3 separate regions of the Homo sapiens genome follow, and regions 1 and 2 are each linked to region 3. Evidence: read pairs that join two places in POLR2A ChIA-PET (ENCODE). Cell type or tissue: PC-9. All regions are shown on one strand.

Region 1 (8,000 bases), 140 kb after region 3:
ATTTATTTTTAATTAGCCGAGCACACACCTGTAGTCCCAGCTACTAGGAGGCCGAGGGGGAAGGATCACTTGAGCCCAGCAGTTCAAGGCTGCAGTGAGCCATGATCATGCCACTGCACTCCAGCTTGGGTGACAGAGCAAGACCCCATTTCTTAACAACAACAAAAGGTCAGGGGCAGTGGTTCATTCCTGTGATCGCAGCACTTTGGGAGGCTGAGGTGGGAGGATCTCTTGAGCCCGGAAGTTCCAGACCAGCCTGGGTAACATAGGGAGACCTCATCTCTACTAAAATTAGCTGGGCATGGTGGTGCCTGTAGTCCCAGCAACTTGGGAGGCTGAGGAGGGAGGATGGCTTGAGCCTAGGAGTTTAAGGCTGCAGTGAGCTTTGATCACGCCACTGCACACCAGCCTGGGCAGCAAGAGCAAGATCCTGTCTCAAAAAACAAAAAAAAAAAAGGGAAAAAGAAAAAAGTATTTATTGAGCAACTACTATTTACTAAGTGTCAGTGGTATAGTGTTAAGGGCACTGCAACCAGATGTTGGGGGAGGTCAAATCTTCAGACTTTCATTTACTGTGTGTGACCTTGGACAAGTTACTTAACCTCTCTGTGTCTTAGTTCCCTCCTTTGAAAAATGCAAATTAAATGAGTTAATACAATAAAGTAGAGCAGAGCCTGCACATAGTAAGCTCTGTATCAGCTGTGTCGGCCGTTGCTGTTGTTACTATTACCTTTCCGACTTGACTTGAGGTGCTGGATCGTGTTCCTGAGCTGGAAGTCGTAAGGCTCTGTGGGGAGGTCCACAGGATTGGACGTACATGTTATAAAGTTCAGATCTTGGGCTCTGAAGTCAACAAACCTGTGTCCAAATGCCTGGCCTGCCTCATTGCCTGTGTGAGCTTGGGCAAGTTAACGCACCTTTCTGAGCTTCGTGTGGAAAGCAGGAGGTTTCTGAACATCTGCCTCTTTGGGGAACTGTGAGGATTAAATTAGATTATGCAAGACGCCCGGCAGGACGTGGCTTTGTCATTCCTGTCCCTCTTCTACCCCTTCAGGTCTGGGGATGGATGGACAGGCAGTGCCCAGAGCCTCCAGTTTCCTTCTCTGTCCCCATCCTGGAGCCCCTCCCTTCCCCTGCCCCTTACGGCCTCAGCAGTGGCTTTTTAGGTGGAGTTGCCTTCGGGGGACAGGACTGTGGCCAGCCAGGAACTGGAGAGCCAAGGGCCCTGGGATGGGGTCCCAGGTGCAAGCCAGAGCACCCTGGCCTTCAGAGGCCGCTCTGGTTCTGCACCCACATGAGCAATCCTGAGTGAAATGGACACCTACACATGGGGAGACTGAGGCAGAGAGGGTTCTGGAAGGGGGTTTGTCAGGGACTGCTGCATGGCTATCATATGAGCCTAGGGGAAGACAGAAGGGCACCGCTGGACTAGCCTGATCACAAGCAACAGCCGCCACTGGGCAGCCACGGCCGCACCCAGCACTCCAGCTTTACCGGGCTTCTACCCCAGGACTTCCTGACCCCCAGGCAGCCTCTGCCCTCCACCCCACTGCAGGATCCCTACTTCCTCTAGGGCATGTACTTTAAATTCCAGCTCCATCCCCCATTCGCTAGGGGAAGTGGCTTCACCTCTCTGAGCTTCAGCTTCTCCATCTGTGAAAATGGAGAGAAATAACACCAACCTTCCTGCACAGTAGTTGGGGGAGAGTATATGCTTGACGCAGTCCCAGTCACATAGTAGGTCTCACTAAAGAGTCCCCATGGGAGCCTCAGTGGAATTGCCTGGAAGCCACCCTCCCTCCCTTCCTCCCTTCCCCCCTCCTTTTTTTTTTTCTGAGGTGGAGTCTCCCTCTGGAGCCCAGGCTGGAGTGCAGTGGTGTGATCTCAGCTCACTGCAAACTCTGCCTCCCAGGTTCAAGCAATTCTCCTGCCTCAGCCTCCCAAGTAGCTGGGGTTATAGGTGCCCACCACTGTGCCCAGCTAATTTTTGTATTTTTTTTATTTGAGATGGAGTCTCACTCTGTCGCCAGGCTGGAGTGCAGTGGCGCAATTTCAGCTCACTGCAACCTCCGCCTCCCGGGTTCAAGCGATTCTCCTGCCTCAGCCTCCCAAGTAGCTGGGACTATAGGCGTGCACCACCATGCCCAGTTAATTTTTGCATTTTTAGTAGAGACGGGGTTTCACCATGTTGGCCAGGATGTTCTCGGGATCTCTTGACCTCATGATCTGCCCACCTCGGCCTCCCAAAGTGCTGGGATTACAGGTGTGAGCCACCACGCCCAGCCTGTATTTTTTTTTTTTTTTTTTTTTTTTTTTTTTTTTAGTAGAGATGGGGTTTCACCATATTGGCCATGGTTGGCCAGGCTGGTCTTGAACTGCTGACCTCAGGTGATCTGCCCGCCTTGGCCTCCCAAAGTGCTGGGATTACAGGTGTGAGCCATCACGCCCAGCCTGCCGGTAACTATTTCTATGGACCTCTCTTTAGTCCCCACCCTCCCACTCCAGACTCTCCCCATGTCAGTGTACCCTGCAATATGCAGGAACCTGTGCGTAGGGATGTTCCTTTGCTCACAACCCTTCAGTGACTCCCAACCTTCATTCATTCATTCAGTCATTCAACAAATAGTGAAACTTGGGGAGCCAGAGTTTACCATGAACAAATGATGTGAAAGTTTTCATTGAGTGAATTCCCATGAGCTGCCCAGGCTCTGCGATGAATGTTTTTGGAAACTGAGGCTGAGAGAGGCTGTGTCACTAACCCAAGCTCACCTAGCCAGTCAGTGTCTGAGACTATCTCCCCCACACTGATGCCACAGGCTTGAAATGCCACTGCCACCATATCTGTCCTTTTGGGTCAAGCATTGCCCAGCGCAGACCCCTCTTGTAAGATGCCATCACTCCTGGGAGGTGGAGAGGCCTCCAGTGCATAAGTGGGGCTGTGGATGGTTCCTCCGGGCCATTTCTCCTGCTGGAGTAGCTGGGCTGAGTGGAATTAGAAGGGAGGCTCAGACTGGGCGCAGTGGCTCACACCTATAATCTCAGCACTTTGGGAGGCTGAGGCGGGCAGATCACCTGAGGTCGGGAGTTCGAGACCAGCCTGACCAACATGGAGAAACCCCGTCTCTACTAAAAATACAAAATTAGCCAGGCATGGTGGCGCATGCCTGCAATCCTAGCTATTCAGGAGGCTGAGGCAGGAGAATCGCTCGAACTCGGGAGACAGAGGTTGCAGTGAGCCGAGATCAAGCCATTTGCACGCCAGCCTGGGGAATAAGAGCGAAACTCTGTCATAAAAAAAAAAAAAAAAAAAAAAGAAGAAGGGAGGCTCACAGCTTTCTCAGTCTTCTTCCTGGGCCAGACTTTTTCGGGTCCTTCCCCTCTTGGGGTGTGGCAGCCCCGGCTCTGCCTGACTCAAGCCTGCTGTAGGCCACCAGCGATCATCTGAGTCACCCTCGAGGGACCAGCCTCTCTTGATGGGACCTGAGCAGAGGTGCAGCCACGTCAGGGTGGCCCTAGGCAGCAGCGGAAGCCAGGCCTGCTTGCCCAGCCCCAGGATCCCGGGAACCACTGGGCATTTCCTCTCCCTGCCCCAGAGGTGGCCTCGGCAGGCTTTTTAGGGTGATAGGAGCTGACTTCACCCTCGCCAGACCTGCTTTCTTTCCTCAGGGAAGGGTGTGGTGTGGGCAGAGAGTCCGGGCTTAGACTCAGGCAGGTCTCATGCAGATGCTAGCTTTGCTGCCGGCCAGCCGTGTGACCTCTGTGCACAGCTGGGTCCTGTCTGTAAAGTGGGAATACCAGTGTGGTGAGGAGGCCATGCCCTCGGGCCTAGAACGAGGGCTCAGCACAGGGCCTGGCATGTGGTAGGCCCAATGAGCGTCAGTTATGGTCACGGTCACTGTCATTCGTAATAGCGGTAGCCCTGGTAGCCCCTCAATGCCAAGGCGGCTACTCCCAGAGGCTCAGGGAGGGGTCCATTGTAGAGGCGGGGGCACCCTGCTTAGTCCAGAAAGCTCACCCTCCACAGCAACCCTCAGTGCCCCTGCCTCAGTCTACTCATCTTCAGAGTAGGTCACTGCTTGGCTGGAGGCCTAATGGAGAGCTTGGGGAGAGACCCTGTCCACGTCTCTGATCTCCGGGGAAGGAGAAGCCTGTGTGGTAGCCCTGCTAATGAAGCCCCTCCTCTCCCTCCTCTTGGGGAACCCATGACCCTCTCCTCCGTGAAGTCTATCCTCCCTCACATCCCCCAGCTCTGAGAGTGACTCTCCCAGAGTTCCCAAATTTCCTGGCTTGGGGCTCTCCCTGACCTCAGACTCTTTCTCTTCCAGGAGGAGCGATGGGCAGAACCAGCACTTCCCTCAGGCACTAGACCTGTCACGAGTGAACTTAGTTCCCTCCTATACTCCTTCACTCTACCCTAAGGTAAGTGTCCCCCTCCATACCTACGGCCCCTGGTCTGCCCCCTACCTCCGACACATGCCCAGGGCTGGGAAAGGCCCAAGAATGACTTTTGGGCAAAGGTAAAATGTTCAGGCAGATGCTGATGGGGTTTAGCTCCTAAGGGGTTGCCACTCCTGAGCCCGGGGTGAGGCTGGTGCAGTCACAAACGTTGAACCTAGGTCTGTAGACTGTGGCAGGGAGGGGCTTAGGGCGAATCTAAGCAAAACAGCTGGGAATAAACCAGCCCCCCAGCTATCTTCATCATCTCCACAATCAACGTCACCATCAGTCTCCTTATCTGTAAACCAGGTGCAATGAGAGGACCCACTTCACAGGGTCATTGTGAAGATTGCTGCAAAGTACAGACAGGGCGGCCCAGGCACAGCATCCGGCACAGAGCAAGAGCCCTGTCAACGAGCCTCTATCATTATCGTTAAAATCAAACGTTTGCCCAGTACCTGCTTCATGCCAAGCCTTGTGCTGGGTGCCAAGCGACCAGAAACCAATCTGATACAGATCCTGCTCTCAAGGAGCCACAGTCCAGTAAAGCAATAGATAACTGAACAATGTATGCAGGACATCAAATAGCAGAAATAACCTCTAATATTTATTGAGACTTACTGTGTACTAAGAGAGTACTTAATGCTTTATTTGCAGTATTTCATCTCATCCTTGGACTATGTGATAGCTACTATAATCAGTCCCATTTTGCAGATGAGAAAATTGAGGCTCAGAGAGGTTCAGTCACTTGCCCGAAGTCACTCAGGTTGGATGTGGTGGGGCCACGACCGGATGCAAGCTGTCTGACCAGAGGGCCTGGTGTTAGGGCCTCTCTGATGCAGGGGTGACAAGCTCTCACTTTTGCAGTACTTTTTGCAGTTTCTAAAGCACACCCACAGACATCATGCCACCTGGTCCTTTTAGTAAACCTTGGGTAGTAGGCATTATCTAGTTGAGGATGCAGGAGATCAGAGAAGTAAAGTGGTCTTCCCAAGGTCACACAGCCAGAAAATAGCAGAGGCAAAATCCACCAGGCTCCTCCCTGAGAGCTCTGGCCTGGAATAAAGGCCACGTACCTTGCCTAGGCTGGGAGGGCAGATGGCCAAGGAATGGTGTCCATATGTGGGGCCACCACCTTCATGGGGGTGCCACGTGGGGCTGCTGGGAGCAGCAGCAGGAGATTCCTGAGACTGACTCCTGTTTTCTCTGTCTGGGCAACAGCCCAAGACTGGGGCATGTGGATCCGGGGCTTGGCAGGAAGGGAGAGACTCAATGGCAGCCCTCACTTGACAGCTGGGTTCATGAATGAAGCTCCCAGTCCCTCTTCCCCTGAGCATCTCAGGAGGAGCCCTGGGTTCTCACCAAGGGCTGTATGCCCTCGGACCACAGCTTCCCCTCCCTGGGCCTCAGTCTTCCCATCAGGAGACGAGAGAGAGAGAGAGCAGCCCATAGCCCTGGGCCCTGCGTGCTAGACAGCCTGGGGTTGGCCTTCTCGGATTATTGAAAAGCTGCCTCCCCTCGGGCTTCCTGGCTTCCACCCAGTCTGGCTAGAAGCCTCCGTTTGTGCCAACACAGCTCAGACAGCGGGCTCTGAACCTTCCCTTCCCGACAGCCCACCCCCACCTCAGAATCAAGAGTCTGTGGACCATCCTCCTTTGACAGGAGAGGAAACCAGGGGCTAGAGAGACTGAATGATTCATCTGGGGTCTCCAGCAAGCCAGTGCTGGGCTGAGGGAACACAGGCCTGTGACATATTCTCCATTCCCCTCCCCTGGTGCCCCTAGCTCTGTGCACATTTATAACATGGATGGCATCCATCTGAAGGGCAGGTGACCTTCCTCTGCCAGTGGGCAAATCCCTGCCCGTCTCTGGGCCTCAGGTTCCTCATCTGTAAAACAGAGGTGACAGTTTCTTCTCTACCTGCCTTGCCAGCTTGCAATTGGGTGAAAGTACTTTGGAAAGTAGAAATTAGGAAGCTGAGCTCTTATCAGCGTCATTACATTCCCAGGGCTGGACAGGGCACCCAGAAGGGACATTCTCCTCCCTTCAGGCCCCACATTTGTACAGGCATCGAGCTACCCAGGACCCTCCTTCCCTCCTCCCTACAGGGGTTTCTCCACTCGGGGATTCAGAAACCTGCACACACGTACATACACAGCCTACCCACACCTACATATGGGGACAGAGTCACAGACACAAAACACACAGCCACAGCCACTGGTCTGTAAATATATTCAGAGACTTGCACATGCATGAGATACACATGTACAAACACAAATTCCCATACCAAGGCATTCCCATACACACAGAAAGACAGTATGCCCACATACATACAGCCACATCCGGTCGTGGAGTCTCACACACACGCACACATGGCTGCACGCATATGTGCACACACCTTCCATGCCACCTGGCACACAGCCATCTCCAGTGCTGTGAGCAGGTCTCGCCTCCCCCGGGGGCAGTGTGGGAATGGATGTTTCTCTGGCTGGATTTCGATGGGTGCCCGGAAGCATTCAGGCCTGGAAGTGGCTGCATAAATCAATATTTGCTGTTGTTAATTATTAAAACCAAAGCTACACCGTGTCTGGAACACCCATCTCCAGAGTTCCTGCTGGCTCTCCAGGCCCAAACCTGATTCAAGGCCAGGTCTAGGGGGAAAGGGAGGGCACAGTGCTTTCCTTCCAGGAGCCCTTAGTTCTGGGGCTGGAGGGTGGTGGGCAGCCACTGGCAGCTCTTTCAGGAAGCTGAACAGAGGTATGGCTCTGAGCTGGTGGGCAGCCCTGCCCCCGCAACATCCAAAGCAGCTGTGTCTGCTTGGCCACAGTTCAGGAAGCATTTGCTGTGTTCCCAACATCTGTCTGGAGGAAGTGGTAGCAAGGCCCTGTCCCTGTCCCTGCTGTACAGTGGCTATACCAGGCCAGGGACACACTGCAGAGCCAGCTGGAAGGGCCTACAGAGTCCTTATATTTTAAAGATGGGGAAACTGAGGTCCAGAGAGGAGGCAGGGACTCACTCAAGGCCACTCAGCAAGTTGTAGCTAGAATCCACATGTCCCAAAATCTACTTGGGTCCTTTCCTCCATACCACGGGCCTGGCAGCCCCTCCCTAGGTGCTGTGGCCATCTCCCCCAGGATCTGGGGCAGCTAGGGCGGGGGAAGGGACGGAGCAGGCCAGCCACTGTGAGGCATGGGAAGCAGGATGGAGGAGAGGAGGAGGAAAAGGGACAGACCCCAAAGAGTAGCACCAGGCCTTTCTCTGGATTCCACTTTGACTTCTTCCTGACTGTGTGGTCTCGGGCAAGCTATTTCACCTCTTGGAACCGGCTTCTCATCTGTATAATGGAGATGACATTTGTACCTCCTGGGCTGTGACGAGATTACGACACATGCGAAGGGCCCAGCATTAAGTAGGTGCTCAAGAAAAGCCCTCTGTCTGCAAGGTAACCCAACCCTGTCCTTGATGCCGAGGCGGGGTACCCAGAGCCTGGGAAGATGGAGAAAGTGAGGTGGGGGCGCGCTGGGGAGAACCGAGTGGGGGGCCCCCTCGGGGAGCCCGACGCA
Region 2 (8,000 bases), 110 kb before region 3:
TGGGCTGCCACCCTGGGTGGGGAAAGAATTCCTGTGGGCTCTGCTCCTTCTGCAGTTGGTGGACAACAAGGCAGACTTGGAGGGAAAGGTGTTACCATGCCCCGATGCAGCCCCCTGTGGCAGCGGCTCATCCATTCAGGGCAGGACCTCTCCCCTGCACTGTTGGCTTGGGAAGAAGAGCTGGCCTCCCCTCCTCCCGGGAGCCCTCCCTGACCACTCCCCCATGCCTGGGCTGGGTTCTGTGCCTCCGCACTGGCTTCCCTGGGTACCCTGTGCACTGCATGATTCCACACCCTGCCATGGACCAAACACCCTAGAGTCAGGGCCTGAGTCTCGCCCATCTCGGTTTCCCTGTGCCTAGCTCAGTGCCTGGCACACAGTAAGTCTCAGGTAGGCAGAGTGAGGGAGGAGCTGGAAGACTATAGGCACCTCATAGGCACGAGGTGTCAAGTGTGCCCACAGCTGCCCGTGCTGATCCACCCTGTTGTGCCAGGTGGACTCCTATGGCGGCTCCCTGCGTTACAACGTGCGCTACGAGTTGGCCCGTGGCATGCTGGAGCCAGTGCAGCGGCCGGACGTGGTCCTCATGGGTGCCGGGTACCGCCTCCTCTCCCGAGGCCACACACCCACCCAACCTGGTGCTCTGAACCAGCGCCAGGTCCAGTTCTCTGAGGTGGGTGGCGCCTGAGCCCTTAGGGCTGGGAGCAAAGGGGGATTTAGGCTGGGTAGGCACTGATGTGTGACCCCTGCCACCTTCACCCATACCCAGGAGCACTGGGTCCATGAGTCTGGCCGGCCGGTGCAGCGCGCGGAGCTGCTGCAGGTGCTGCAGAGCCTGGAGGCCGTGCTCATCCAGACCGTGTACAACACCAAGATGGCCAGCGTGGGACTTAGCGACATCGCCATGGATACCACCGTCACCCATGCCACCAGCCATGGCCGTGCCCACAGTGTGGAGGAGTGCAGGTGCCTGAGCCGGCAGGGCTGGGAACCACAGAGACCCTAGCAAGGATAGAGGAGAAACGGCAGGGCCTCACCGTCCTTGCAGCGACTCTTTTGGTCCTGTCCCCACAGATGCCCCATTGGCTATTCTGGCTTGTCCTGCGAGAGCTGTGATGCCCACTTCACTCGGGTGCCTGGTGGGCCCTACCTGGGCACCTGCTCTGGTTGCAATTGCAATGGCCATGCCAGCTCCTGTGACCCTGTGTATGGCCACTGCCTGGTGAGTAGTGCCAGCAGACACTTGAACACTAAAATAGGAGAAGGGACAATGTGTGAGATTCCCTGTGTTCATGAGCTCAGCACAAGCCTCCAGAATGACTGTCATGACTGCCAGATGAACTATCATGACCTCTGGATGCAATAACAGAAATATAGGTCAGGCGCAGTGGCTCATGCCTGTAATCCCAGCACTTTGGGAAGCCTAGATGGGTGGATCACTTGAGGTCAGGAGTTTGAGACCAGCCTGGCCAACATGGTGAAACCCCATTTCTACTAAAAATACAAAAATTAGCCAGGCGTGGTGGCGTACGCCTGTAATCCCAGCTACTCAGGAGGCTGAGGCAGGAAAATCGCTTGAACCCGGGAGGTGGAGGTTACAGTAGGCCAAGACCGTGCCCCTGCACTCCAGCCTGGGCAACAGAGCAAGACTCAGTCTCAGAAAAAAAAAACAACCCAGAGATACAGCATCCAGACAAGGGAGGTGTTGGCCCTCCTCTCCACCCTCATCAGACTAATCCTGGAGAGTGCCAAATGAAGAAGCATGGCCTGCAGAGGGCAACTCTAGGGGGAAGAGCCCTTGGGGTGGGACCTTATTTCTTAGGAATAGTGGCGAGAGCTGGGATTGTGGAGCTGACAGAAGAAAAGGCTCAAGCAGGGCAGCATTGTCATCTCCAAATCCCTGCAAAGGTGTCGGGTAGAAGAAACAGACTCTGGAGAGCAGAACTGGCCAGTGGGTGCAGATTGGAAGAGGGTGGCAGGTTTAGGTCAATAAAAAGCAGGCATTTGGAACCATCTATGGGACAGGCTGCCGTGTAAGATGATGAGCTCCCCATCATCTATAAGTGGTTGCAGTTGATGCTCCCCTGTCTGCAAAGCTGTGCCTCCAGCGTGATGGGGAGGCTGAGCTAGACAGCCTCCAAGGTCCCCCGCAGCATCTGGCCCAGTTCTGCTCTAGAAGTTGAGCCATACCCTCCTCCTTCTTCTAGAATTGCCAGCACAACACGGAGGGGCCACAGTGCAACAAGTGCAAGGCTGGCTTCTTTGGGGACGCCATGAAGGCCACGGCCACTTCCTGCCGGCCCTGCCCTTGCCCATACATCGATGCCTCCCGCAGGTCAGCCCCAGCTCCGGGTCAGGGGGGGTTTGGCTGGGGACAGTGCAACAGGCCAGAGAATATTCTGGGCAGGGAGGCAGGAGACTTGGATTCAGATCTCTACCTGATCACTAAGTTATCCCATGCTCCTGGACCTCTCTAGGCCTCTGTTTCCTTTTCTGTATAATGGGCCCCCTGACTTCCTACAGTTGCTGTGAGGCTGCCGGGCAGGGAGATGGCGTCATGCCTCGTGGCACACTGTGTCTGTGTAGACAGCAGTCATTTCCCAGGGTGGGAGGAGAAAGCCTGACCCCAGCCCTGCCCCATGCCCTGTCCACTTGATACCTGCAGATTCTCAGACACTTGCTTCCTGGACACGGATGGCCAAGCCACATGTGACGCCTGTGCCCCAGGCTACACTGGCCGCCGCTGTGAGAGGTGAGGGAGAGCCTTGGGGGCTGCAGGAAGGGGGCTCCTGGGTGGGGTCATGGAAGTGCTGATGGCGGCCCCCTCTCTCCCCTAGCTGTGCCCCCGGATACGAGGGCAACCCCATCCAGCCCGGCGGGAAGTGCAGGCCCGTCAGTGAGTATGGCTGCCACCATCCCCTGACACCCACCTCCCAACCCAACCTGGGCTGCACACCAGGCACCCTCCCTCCCTGCCCCAGCTCATGAACCTTGGGGAGCCACTGTTCCTCTATCTGCCCGGACCACGTATATCCCATTCCCACCTGCCCTGCCAACACTCGTTTTGTGTCCCAGACCAGGAGATTGTGCGCTGTGACGAGCGTGGCAGCATGGGGACCTCCGGGGAGGCCTGCCGCTGTAAGGTACGCGTGCCATCTGCCACCCACCCAGGGGCCTTGGGCCCAGCACCACAGCTGGGAGGAGGAAGAAGGAAGCTCCGTCCTCTCCATAGATCCTTGGCCAGTGGGTGGTAACCCAGTCAGAGGCTGGTGGACCTGGCCCACCGGCCTTCCGTACCAGGACAGGTGGCCTGGCGTTGGGAAGGAGCACTGGTTAGGGAGTCAGGTGACCACAGTTCAAGTCCCAGTCATTCTTTATGCAGCCTTTGTATCTGCATTGTACCTTTGCTTTTGCCATACTTTGTCCATTGTCACATTGATACAATGATATAGATATTAGTGTCCCCAATTTGTGAATGAGGAAATGGAGGCTCAGAGAAGGGAGGTCACTTGCGTTAGGAATGGGAGCATCGGCCGGGCGCAGTGGCTCACGCCTGTAATCCCAGCACTTTGGGAGGCTGAGGTGGGTGGATCACTTGAGGTCAGGAGTTCAAGACCAGCCTGGCCAACATGGTGAAACCCCATCTCTACTAAAAATGCAAAAATTAGCCAGGCGTGGTGGCGGGCGCCTATAATCCCAGCTACTCAGGAGGCTGAGGCAGGAGAATCACTTGAACCTGGGAAGCAGGGTTGCAGTGAGCTGAGACCGCACCACTGTACTCCATTGTAGGCAACAAGACTGAAACTCCGTCTCAAAAAAAAAAAAAAAAAAAGAATGTGAGTATCAAGTGTCGGTGTAAAAAAGAATGGATGGATTCTGGAGTCAGGCACTCCTGGTCTTAAATCCCAGAGTGGATGGGCAAGCTGAGTAACTTTGTGCAAGTCATTTCACATCCCTGAGCCTCTGTTTCCTCATGTGAAGGATGAAGGTATCACCTACCTCTCAAGGTCCTTAGGGGAGTTAAATGAGGTGATGTCGAATGGAAAGCAGAACAGTGCGTGAAACACTCCATAAATAGAAGCAGCAATTATTTCAATCAAGTCGCTGTATTTCAAGTCTAAATTTATTGGTGAACCCCCTGGCAGCCAAAGAGAAAAGGGAAAAATGCTTGCCTAAGTGCTTGTTAAGTGGGAATTACTATTCAGATGGCAATGACGCCTCATACATGTGCTCTTTCTTTTCTTTTCTTTTCTTTTTTTTTTTTTTTTTGAGATGGAGTCTCGCTCCCATCGCGTAGGCTGGATTGCAGTGGCGCGATCTCGGCTCACTGCAACCTCCACCTCCCGGTTTCAAACAATTCTCCTTCCTCAGCCTCCTGAGTAGCTGGGATTACAGCTGTGTGCCACCACGCCAGGCTAATTTTTGTATTTTTAATAGAGACAGGGTTTTGCCATGTTGGCCAGGCTGGTCTTGAACTCCTGACCTGAGGTGATCCACCCGCCTTGGCCTCCCAAAGTGCTGGGATTACAGGCGTGAGCCACCGCGCCCAGCCACATGTGCTCTTTCAGTGGCTCCCCTGGGTCTTGGGTTCTTATCTGGACTGAGGGTGGATTCGGCCAGAGCTCCAGGCAGCCTCTCCCATGGGCTGTCCTTCAGCTCCAACTCTGTGCCTGCAGAACAATGTGGTGGGGCGCTTGTGCAATGAATGTGCTGACGGCTCTTTCCACCTGAGTACCCGAAACCCCGATGGCTGCCTCAAGTGCTTCTGCATGGGTGTCAGTCGCCACTGCACCAGCTCTTCATGGAGCCGTGCCCAGGTACCTCTGCAAGGTGGGCGGGCAGGACCGCCAAGCCCTGGGCCGGATGGACCAAGCGCCAGTCCCAGGCCACGGCCCCCATCCCAGCCCTTTCTCCTCCTCCCAGTTGCATGGGGCCTCTGAGGAGCCTGGTCACTTCAGCCTGACCAACGCCGCAAGCACCCACACCACCAACGAGGGCATCTTCTCCCCCACGCCCGGGGAACTGGGATTCTCCTCCTTCCACAGACTCTTATCTGGACCCTACTTCTGGAGCCTCCCTTCACGCTTCCTGGGGGACAAGGTGGGTAGTGGGTGGAAAGGCAAAGGAAACTCCAGGCAGCAGGAACAGCGCAGGCAAAGGCTTGGAGGCGGGAGGGTCGTGGTGCCTTGGGAGAATAGTGAGATACACTGCATGGAAAAGGTGGCTGGAGCAGTGACAGGGCCCGAATTCAGGCCTCCGCAAGCTCCTGTCTAACCCTGGTCCCAGGTGACCTCCTATGGAGGAGAGCTGCGCTTCACAGTGACCCAGAGGTCCCAGCCGGGCTCCACACCCCTGCACGGGCAGCCGTTGGTGGTGCTGCAAGGTAACAACATCATCCTAGAGCACCATGTGGCCCAGGAGCCCAGCCCCGGCCAGCCCAGCACCTTCATTGTGCCTTTCCGGGAGGTGAGCAATACTGTCCCCTGGGGGTAGGGGTGCGGGCAGGCCCTTGCTCCTGCCTCTCCGGCATTCAATACTCCAGGACGTCAGGGGCTGAGCACATGTGTCCTCTCCTTGGCAGCAAGCATGGCAGCGGCCCGATGGGCAGCCAGCCACACGGGAGCACCTGCTGATGGCACTGGCAGGCATCGACACCCTCCTGATCCGAGCATCCTACGCCCAGCAGCCCGCTGAGAGCAGGTGTCTGGAGCCGGGGCAGGAGGACCAGCATGGGCTTGGGGAGGGGCTCCATCTAAGCGGTGCAGTACAGCACAGCCACTTACAGACTGTGTGACCCTTTTGTGCCTCACTTTCCCTGTCTGTAAAACGGAGAGTCTTAACAATGTCTCCCATACAGGCTGGTCTGGGGCCAGGCTCCCTAGAAAGAAGCCTGAGACGGGGATTGGGGTGCATGTGATTCACAAGGAGAGGGACGCAGGAGGGGGGAGGGGCCATGCAGGGATATGGTTTCAGGTCAAGTCTAGCCCCAGCCTCAGCCCACAGGGAGCTCTGGAGAGTCATTCGCCGGAGAGTGATCGTTCTTTCAGGCCCGTGGGCTCTTGTAGCCTGTATCAGCCTGTCATTGGGGACCCCAGGGGAACGAGGTGGTATAACCTCTCCAGGTGAGGAAGGGTGATGGTTTGGAGTAAGTTGCAGGTAACAGCTGTTTGCCACGGTCCTCGCAGCCTCTGGAGATCTGGACAGGGCCCCAGCAGCACTGTGACAGGGCTGTCGGGAGGACTAATAAGACCCTGCCAGTGGAGGACTCCAGGCGTGCCTGGCACAGAGCCAGCACTCCTATTCACGCTGGGTCTTGTCACGCCCAGGGTCTCTGGCATCAGCATGGACGTGGCTGTGCCCGAGGAAACCGGCCAGGACCCCGCGCTGGAAGTGGAACAGTGCTCCTGCCCACCCGGGTACCGTGGGCCGTCCTGCCAGGTGAGTCCTGGGCCCCACGCCAGCCCAGCCAGCCCCCTCCATGGTGCTTCCCGCTCCTTCTCCATGAGCCCTCCACACCTCCCCAGCCCTGGCCATCCAGTGCCCCTACCTGAATGGGCCGTGTTCGGAAGTCCCTCCCACTGCCATCTTTCTGCCCCCAGGACTGTGACACAGGCTACACACGCACGCCCAGTGGCCTCTACCTGGGTACCTGTGAACGCTGCAGCTGCCATGGCCACTCAGAGGCCTGCGAGCCAGAAACAGGTGCCTGCCAGGTAAGTCCCGCCCTCCTTCCGCCCACCCCAGCAATCTGTGGCCTCTGGAGGCCCAGCCTCAACTCACATCCTGCTCCTCCAGGGCTGCCAGCATCACACGGAGGGCCCTCGGTGTGAGCAGTGCCAGCCAGGATACTACGGGGACGCCCAGCGGGGGACACCACAGGACTGCCAGCTGTGCCCCTGCTACGGAGACCCTGCTGCCGGCCAGTGCGTCCAGTCCCTGCCTGCACCTGCCCTTCCCTGAAATGTCTACCACCCGCTCCCACACCCGCTTCATCCAGGGCCCTTCTGAGAGGCAGTGGTTAAATCCTGGCCTTACTGCCTGCTCAGTGTCACTTGGTGTGAGATACACTTCACTTTCAGGGCCTCAGCTGCCTCATCTGTGAAATGGGGTAGTCCACCCTCCTCAGCCCCTTGTGTGAGAGTTGAATGAGGCTATGCATGTGGAACTCTTAGCACAGTGCCAGGCATGCAGTGGCACTGAGGACACATGAGTTCACATGCCTGTTCTTCCCCTCCCCTCTCCCCTGGTCCTGAAGGAGGATCGGGGGAGAGGAAGGAGCCACTGCGTTCCTGACTAGAAATCTGCCCCCACACTCAGGGCTGCCCACACTTGTTTTCTGGACACAGACGGCCACCCCACCTGTGATGCGTGCTCCCCAGGCCACAGTGGGCGTCACTGTGAGAGGTGAGGCAGGGGGTGGAGAGGGTGGGGGGATGCGCACAGGGGGTGTCCCTGGAATCCTCAGGCAGGGCCCAGCGCTCCCAACCCAGAGGAATCAGGGATGCCTCTCGCTCTTAACCTCGCACAGGCCCCAGAAGACAGTCAGCTCCCCTCCTCGGGAGACTCAACCTCTAGCCCAGAATTCAAGACCCTCAGACACACATCCTAGCCTGCGGTTCACCTTCAGCCCCCTGGCCCCCTGCCCCAGCCAGGCCAGAGTCTTCCCACAAAACCCCTGCTTCTTTCTGAAACTCCTGGGTTCCTACCTGCCCCAATTCACTGGCTGTGCGGTCCAGGGCACGTCCCTGCTCTTCTCTGCCCAGTTTCCCCGTAACATGGGCGAGTCAGGCTCTTCTTTTCTTCCAGTGCATGAGGCCATTGAATTCAATATGGGGCCCTCAGCCCAGCCCTGGGGTTCTGCTTCCCTTCATCCAAAATTCATCAGAGGCTTTTTCTCTCTGCAGGTGCGCCCCTGGCTACTATGGCAACCCCAGCCAGGGCCAGCCATGCCAGAGTGAGTAGGATTGGGGAGGTCATTGGGGTCGGGTTACCCAGAGTCC
Region 3 (8,000 bases):
TTGGGCCAAGTGCAGTGGCTTAAGCTAGTAACCCCAGCAGTTTGGGAGGCAAAGACGGGAGGATCACTTGAGGCCAGGAAGACCAGGCTGCAGTGAGCTATGATTTTACTGCTGCACCACAGCCTGGGCAACAGAACAAGACCCTGCCTCAAAACACAAACCAAAACCAAAACGATACTGTTTTATTACTACTAGCAGGAGTGGCCTACACGGGTGGTGGGTATGCTGGGCTTAGGGTGTATGGGAGCCATGAGGAGAAGATGGTGACTGAGATCCTAGAAGGAAAGGGGGGGTGGGGCTTGAAAGGGGTGGGGCTTGAAGGCAAGACCCTCCTTAGATTTGCTTCTGGGAATAGGTAGCCATGATAAAACAGTCATGGCTTATGATGAACTAGGGCCATGCTGCCAATAAGATTAAGAAATTTTTCAGTCTGAGATGAGGGAAACAAAAAAGATTAAGCAATTCTTGGAAATCTAACTGCCTGTCACAGTTGAGGTCTAGTTTCTTCATCATGTGGTCAAGGACACCAGCGTCCTTGTGGTTCTGTGTGAGGGCAGCCAGTTCTGTATTCATGAAACTGAGGGGCTCCCCTCTTGGAGAGTTTGCGGTTGTGACATCCTTTCCAGCATCCTCCTGGAAAATAGCAATCAGGGACTTGATGCACTGCTCAGTCTCTGTAGGGCTGGAGAATTTTTCCATATTGGAGTTGAGTGAGGTACCTGCTGAGACTTTTCTATTTTGCAAACTCTTTTTTTTTTTTTGAGACGGAGTCTTGTTCTGTTGCCCAGGCTAGAGTGCAGTGGTGCAATCTCAGCTCACTGCAACCTCTGCCTCCCAGCTTCACGCCTTTCTCCTGCCTCAGCCTCCTGAGTAGCTGGGACTACAGGTACCCGCCACCATGCCCGGCTACTTTTTTATATTTTTAGTAGAGACGGGGTTTCACCATGTTAGCCAGGATGGTCTCGATCTCCTGACCTTGTGATCCACCCGCCTCGGCCTCCCAGAGTGCTGGGATTGCAGGCGTGAGCCACCATGCCTGACCTGTTTTTAGATTTGCTTATTTCTTGCATGTCTAATTTATGAGACCTTGATACAGTAATGCCATGAGGCATTACATGAAAATCACTGTAAAGTTTTTAGTAACTAGAACCTAGAATTTATATTATCATGGTTCTCCTTTATTTTCACTTTCAGGAAAATCTGTACTTTAGTGTTTTAAGTAAACTAGTTTCCTTCTTCAATGATTTTTCAAAAAATTTTTCTTTAAAAACAATTTATTTGTAAGCAGGCAACGTAGTGAGACCCTGTCTCTAGAAAAAAAAAAAAAGCTCTCTAAAAAGTCCTGGCCGGGTCGCGGTGGCTCATGCCTGTAATCCCAGCACTTTGGGAGGCCGAGGTGGGCAGGTCACGAGGTTAGGAGATCGAGACCAGCCTGGCCAACATAGTGAAACTCCATCTCTACTAAAAATACAAAAATTAGCCGGGCATGGTGACGCACACCTGGAGTCCCAGCTACTCGGGAGGCTGAGGCAGGAGAATCACTTGAAACCAGGAGGTGGAGGTTGCAGTGAGCTGAGATTGAGCCACTGCACCACTGCACTCTAGCCTGGGCAACAGAGCGAGACACCGTCTCAAAAAATAAAAATAAAAAAGGTCCCAGGCACAGTGGCTCATGCCTATAATCCTGAGTCAAGGAATTCTAGCCCAGCTTGCGCAATGAGGCTAAACCCCATCTCTACAAATGATACAAAAAAGCCGGGTGTGGTGGCGTATGCCTGTGGTCCCAGCTATTTGGAAGGCTGAGGTGGGAAGATCACCTGAGCCTGGGAGTAGAGTATTATACACCCTGAGTGCCCAGGAGGCCATGGATTTTGTTTGTTGTTGTTCTTGTTTTTTGTTTTTTTGAGGCAGAGTCTTGCTCTGTCACCCAGGCTGGAGTACAATGGCATGATCTTGGCTCACTGCAACCTCCGCCTCCTGGGTGCAGGCGATTCTCCTGCCTCAGCCTCCCAAGTAGCTGGGTTTATAGATGCCCGCCACCACGCCGGCTAATTTTTGTATTTGTAGTAGAGACGGGGTTTTGCCATGTTGGCCAGGCTGATCTGGAACTCCTGACCTCAAGTTATCCACTCGACTCAGCTTCCCAAAGTGCTGGGTTACAGGCATGAGTCTCAGGAGGCTCGGGCAGGAGAATGTCTTGAGCCCGTTAGGTAGAGGTTGCAGTGCACTCCAGCCTGGGCAACAGAACGACACTCCATCTCATAAATAAATAAATAAAAACTAAGAAACTAAGAGGTGATGAGGAAGAAGCAGAACCTCTGTAAATGACCATTTGGAGTGAAATCCCTACCCCCTTTCCCATTCAAAGGATGAATCTTTGAACTGCATAGCAACTGTGAAATCTTTGATTATAAATTTTCCACTCATCGTGTGTACTCTTAAATGACAGATCATTGGAGATCTACCAAAACAGAACTGAAAGTGTATCTCCTACCTATAGTCAATATATTATAGAAGGAACTTAGTCATTCATACCCTTTGATACCTAGCCTACTACTTTTCTACTCCCTGAACACAATTTTTGACTTGTGGAACATTGTTTTTTTTTGTGCTGTGTCACCTAGGCTAGGGTGCAGTGCCATGATCTCAGCTCACTGCAACCTCCGCCTCCCGGGTTCAAGTGATTCTCATGACAGCCTCTGGAGTAGCTGGGATTACAAGCATTCGCCACCAAACCCAGCTAATTTTTATATTCTTAGTAGAAGTTTAGTAGGGTTTTGCCACGTTGGCCAGGCTGGTCTTGAACTCCTAGCCTCAAGTGATCCTCCCGCCTCGGCCTTTCAGAGTGCTGGGACTACGGGTGTGAGCCACCACATCCAGCCTGGAAAATCTTTTTGTTACAATTTTGGGCATCATTCCAGATTTCTCCTTTCCTTTCTTGCCTGTTGCATCTTATTAGTCCCCAGTTCTATTGATTTCTTCCCATCAATATGCTTGAACTTCCTCCATTCCTATTCCCACTGAATTGCCTTTTTTTTTTTTTTTTTTTTTTTTTTTTTTTTTTTTGGAGATGGAGTCTCACTTTGTTGCCCAGGCCGGAGCACCATGGGATCTCGGCTAACTGCAACCTCGGCTTCGTAGTTTCAAACTATTCTCCTGTCTCAGGTGATCCACTCACCTCAGCCTTCCAAAGGGCTAGGATTACGGGTGTGAGCCACCACACCCGGCCTAAATTGGCTTTTTAAGACCTCATCTTCCACTAGAAAAATTGTTAGTTATGTCTCACACCTTGTTTAGCTTCGGAACGTCTCATGCCTTGTTCAGCTTCGGGCTGTCCCCCCCTTTTTTTTTTTGACAGAGTCTCGCTCTGTCACCCAGACTTGAGTGCAGTGGCGTGATCTCGGCTCACTGCAACCTCCGCCTCCCGGGTTCAAGCGAGCCTTCTGCCTCAGTCTCTGGAGTAGGTGGGACTACAGGCGCGTGCCACCATGCCTGGCACATTTTTGAATTTTTAGTAGAGAACGGGGTTTCACCATATTAGCCAGGCTGGTCTCAAACTCCTGACCTCAAGTGATCCGCCTGCCTCGACCTCCCAAAATGCTGGGATTACAGGCATGAGCTACCACACCCCGCCCGGTCTGTCCTGTTTACTGCTGCCAAAGTGTGTCCCTGGCCTAAAATCACAGCAGATGTCTGCTTAGTACGTCATAACCAAACCTTTTGGAACCTATCCTCTGCCTAACACGTTGGTGTTCTCATACAGTGCAGTCTTGGAACAAAGTACCCATTAAATTATCTGAATTCCTTATCGTACTATGGCATTGCCATTGTGCTGTTATTACTCAAGTTTGGTGGACCTGTGCCCAGAAGTAGAATTATTGAAACAAAAACATTGTTGTCATTTAACATTTTTGAGATGTTTTCTTTAGTTATTTTTCCTGCAGGGTTATATGATATTTTGATTTATAAGAAATATATGCTTAGTCTTTGTACTACTTCTGGCACAGCTCCTAAAACCTTTGGGATCTCTGAAGTGACTAAGTGTCTTTTTGTATGCTAATGAAATGACTGATGGCTGGGAGCTCTTGGTAGCCTCCACATGGGCTGGTTGCCAGGAGAACCAACCACGATGAGAGGTTTAGAACTTTTTAGTCTGACCTCTGGGAGGGGAGAGGACTAAAGGTTGCTAATCTCCAGTGGCCAGTGATTCAATCAGTCATGCCTATGTAATCAAGTCTTTTTTTTTTTTTTTTTTTGAGACGGAGTGCCACTCTGTCACCCAGGCTGGTGTGGGGTGGCACAATCACGATCTCGGCTCACTGCAACCTCCGCCTCCCGGGTTCAAGCAGTTCTCTGCCTCAGCCTCCAGAGTAGCTGGGATTACAAGCACCTGCCACCATACCTGGCTAAGTTTTGTATTTTTAGTAGAGTCAGGGTTTCACCATCTTGGCCAGGTTGGTCTTGAACTCCTGACCTCATAATCCACCAGCCTCGGCCTCCCACTGCGCCCAGGCTTTTTTTTTTTTTTGGAGACAGGGTCTCTCTCTGATGCCCAGGCTGGAGTGCAGTGGCGTGATCTCAGCTCACTGCAGCCTCTGCCTCCCGGGTTCAAGCAATTCTCTTGTCTCAGCTTCCTGAGCAGCTGGGACTATAGGCATATGCCACCACACCTGGCTAATTTTTTGTATTTTTAGTAAAGATGGGTTTTCGCCATATTGGCCTGGCTGGTGTCAAATTCCTGGCCTCAAGTGATCTGCCTGCCTCAGCCTTGCAAATTGCTGGGACTACAGGTGTGAACCACTGCTCCCAGACACTGTCTCATATTTTGTGAAACACTCAACCTCCTTGATCTGTTTTGATAGTTGATAGACACAGGTACACATAACTGTTTTTCTACTGTAAGGAAATTGGCACACACATGATGATAAATGATCCTTGATACCTGGGGCCTACTCCTAAGGAGGGATAAAATGGAGTTAGGGGCATTGGAGAATGACGAATGGGAGAGGCTACAGCCCTCTGTGGTTGGCATTCTGCTGTGCTGCTAAGGCTGGCTTTAGAAGTAACAGCTTATAATTAGAACTGTGATTTGTGTCTGCCTGTCCATCCGTCCTCCCTCCCTCCCTCCCTTCCTTCCTCCCTTCCTTTTCTTGAAACAGAGTTTCTCTCTAGTTACCAGGGTTGGAGTGCAATGGCATGATCTCGGCTCACCGCACCCTCTGCCTCCTGGGTTCAAGTGATTCTCCTGCCTCAGCCTCCTGAGTAGCTGGAATTACAGGCATGTGCCACCACGCCTGGCTAATTTTTTGTATTTTTAGTAGAGACGAGGTTTCTCTATGTCAGCCAGGCTGGTCTCGAACTCCCGACCTCAGGTGATCTGCCCGCCTTGGCCTCTCAAAGTGTTGGGATTATAGGCGTGAGCCACTGCGCCCAGCTGTTATTTGTGTTTGTTAAGTAGATTCTTTACCTCTCCAAGTAAGAGAACAAACACAACCCCGCCCCCCCATATTGGGCTATGTATGAAAGGCTTAGCAACAATTTAGAAGTTTAGAAAGCCCAAGCCCTTTTAATGCAAAGCACCGCCATTGGCTTTTTGGTTCCCACCTGAAGTGTGGCCATAGAGGCTCGGGAGCCATAGGTTTGGCCTGGGGTGGTAGTCTATCACAGGTCACCTGCACTTGGCATTCTGCTGTGGTGGTGTTCTAGCCGACTGAAGACGTATTCAGTGATACCTAGCAAGCAATTAATTTAAGAAAATTTAAAAAGAACAATGCCAGTGTTGTGGGGCCTAATAATACAGATTGCTCCCAGCTTCTCATAGTAGCTTTTGAAAGTCTTATTGTGGTAATATTTAGGCCATAGGTTGTGTTTGCCTTTTGATGCCAGCTTTAGAACCAGTTGAGTATGCATGATTTTTGGGTGGGGACAGGGAGAGCCTACCTTTTCTTCATTGTCTGAATTATTTTGCTATCAGGAACTGGAGACTAAAATCTAAACAGATCCAGTGGAACTATTTTCTGAGAATGATGTCTGTGTTTGACACATGGGAGTATCTGTTTCCCCAGCCAGGTCGTGTGAATTTTTTTTTTTTTTTTTTTTTTTGAGATGAAGTCTCGCTCTGTCGCCCAGGCTGGAGTGCAGTGGCGTGATCTCGGCTCACTGCAACCTCCGCCTCCCAGGTTCAAGCAATTCTCCTGCCTCAGCCTCCTGAGTAGCCAGGATTACAGGCGCCTGCCACCACGTCCAGCTAATTTTTGTATTTTTAGTAGAGATGGGGTTTCACCATGTTGGTCAGGCTGGTCTCAAACCCCTGACCTCGTGATCCACCCGCCTCCGCCTCCCAAAGTGCTGGGATTACAGGCGTGAGCCACCGCGCCCGGCCCGTGTGAAAAATTTTTACCACCCACTTGTCCAAGAGGAGGGAGTGAACAAACAAGACTTGATATTACACCTTTGAAAAGCAGAGTTGAAAGGATTGACAAAATAAGTGCCTACTTTGTTTTAGAGGTATATTTTCACCATGGTTACTGACACTATTTTTTCCTATCTGCCAAAGACCTTTGGGAGAGTCCATTGCCACTAGCTGTAATTTTCTTTCGAAAGAACCTTCCTAGTATATCCTTGTCACTGTTCCCAGGAGAGATTTTCTGTTACTTTTCTCAGTCTCAGAATCAGTTTTGTTTCTTCTTTTTTTTTTTGAGACGAGTCTCGCTCTGTTGCCCAGCCTGGCTGGAATGCACTGGTGCGATCACAGCTCACTGCAAACCCTGCCTTCCTGGTTCAAGCGGTTCTCTCACTTCAGCCTCCCAAGTAGCTGGGATTATAGGCACACGCCACCACGCTTGGCACATTTTTGTATTTTTAGTAGAGACGGGGTTTTGCCATGTTGGCCAGGCTGGTCTTGAACTTCTGGCCTCAAGTGATCTGCCCACCTCAGTCTCCCAAAGTGCTGGGGATTACAGGCAGGAGCCACTGCACCCGGCCAGTTTTGTTTCTTTAACTCTCTTATAGTAGACCTTTCCCATTAGAGATGAGTTATAAGCACTAAAACAAAACCCTAGCTTCTTCTCCCCACAGTGGATGGGTTCTACTTTATTTCATTAATAAGCTTTTTTCCCTCCTAGCTTTGATATAAGCTGACAAAACTGTTCTTAAATTGGTCGAACTTGTTTTCATTTTTATTTTTTCAAAAGTTTTAAAATAGAGACAGGGTCTCACTTTGTTGGCCAGGCTGTAGTGCAGTGGCTGTTCACAGGTGCAATCATAGTTCATTGCAGCCTCCAACTCCTAGGCTTAGGCCATCTTCTGCCTGAGCCTTCTGAATAGCTGGCACTATAAGCATGTGCCACCACACCCAGCTTCATTTTTATATTTTAGAAGACAGTATGTTTAAACTGAACATTAAAACAATTATTTACTTATTTTTGGAATATGTAACACATTTTATTGTTCAAAGTCTGAAAGGTATAAAAAGTGATGGGGTCAGCCTGGGGCAACATGGCAAGACCCTGTTTTTACAAAAAATAAAATAAAAAATTATCCAAGTATGGTGGCATGCACCTCCCAGCTACTCCAGAGGCTGAGGCTGGAGGATTACTTGAGTCCAGGATGTAGAGGCTGCAGTGAGCCATGAACATGCCACTTCAGTATGGGAGTCTCAAAAAAAAAAAAAAGGAAGTTCAGAGTGTTATTTACTTCTGACTTATAGCTGGCAAGTACAGAGATAATCTTTGCCGATAAGGTTGTTTCCAGTTTATAATGTACTCTTCTATCTAAACAAACGGGTGTGTTTACCCCATTTGTAAATAAAAAACATGGCAACATGATATGCAGTGTTTTGTACCTTCCTTTTTTTTTTTCTTTTTTTTCTTTTGAGACAAAGTTTCCACTTGTTGTCCAGGCTGGAGTGCGATGGCGTGATCTTGGCTCACCACAACCTTCACCCTGCTGGGCTCAAGCAGTTCTCCTGCCTCAGCCTCCCAACTAGCTGGGATTAACAG

Evidence for each region. Peaks named below come from ENCODE experiments on the same cell type or tissue, not always from the same donor. Only the 100,000 strongest peaks of a DNase experiment are listed, where the experiment ranks them.
Region 1: POLR2A ChIA-PET joins it to region 3 with 19 read pairs; 4 of 35 experiments call an interaction of 5 or more read pairs at or near these places.
Region 2: POLR2A ChIA-PET joins it to region 3 with 25 read pairs; 2 of 35 experiments call an interaction of 5 or more read pairs at or near these places.

What each region holds. Positions count from the first base shown.
Region 1 is chr1:21,622,723-21,630,722 of GRCh38, reverse strand. It overlaps RAP1GAP (RAP1 GTPase activating protein), which reads left to right. Exons shown (of 25, transcript NM_002885.4): 3 at 4,326-4,419. Among named protein-coding and RNA genes, the nearest start is that of LINC02596, 40 kb to the right of the region's middle. In PC-9, no CTCF peak of the experiment used is centred here; DNase peaks (open chromatin) are centred at 1,542 and 3,622; H3K4me3 peaks cover 686 bases; H3K27ac peaks cover 4,639 bases.
Region 2 is chr1:21,873,329-21,881,328 of GRCh38, reverse strand. HSPG2 (heparan sulfate proteoglycan 2) reads left to right here. Exons shown (of 97, transcript NM_005529.7): 15 at 494-673; 16 at 770-966; 17 at 1,075-1,222; 18 at 2,208-2,335; 19 at 2,666-2,752; 20 at 2,838-2,896; 21 at 3,076-3,143; 22 at 4,677-4,817; 23 at 4,924-5,100; 24 at 5,287-5,466; 25 at 5,582-5,700; 26 at 6,327-6,438; 27 at 6,600-6,713; 28 at 6,796-6,923; 2 more. Among named protein-coding and RNA genes, the nearest start is that of HSPG2, 60 kb to the left of the region's middle. In PC-9, no CTCF peak of the experiment used is centred here; no DNase peak of the experiment used is centred here.
Region 3 is chr1:21,760,968-21,768,967 of GRCh38, reverse strand. All of the region lies in intron 1 of USP48 (ubiquitin specific peptidase 48), which reads left to right. Among named protein-coding and RNA genes, the nearest start is that of USP48, 18 kb to the left of the region's middle. RefSeq lists an enhancer at 6,987-7,066. In PC-9, no CTCF peak of the experiment used is centred here; a DNase peak (open chromatin) is centred at 4,007; H3K27ac peaks cover 1,770 bases.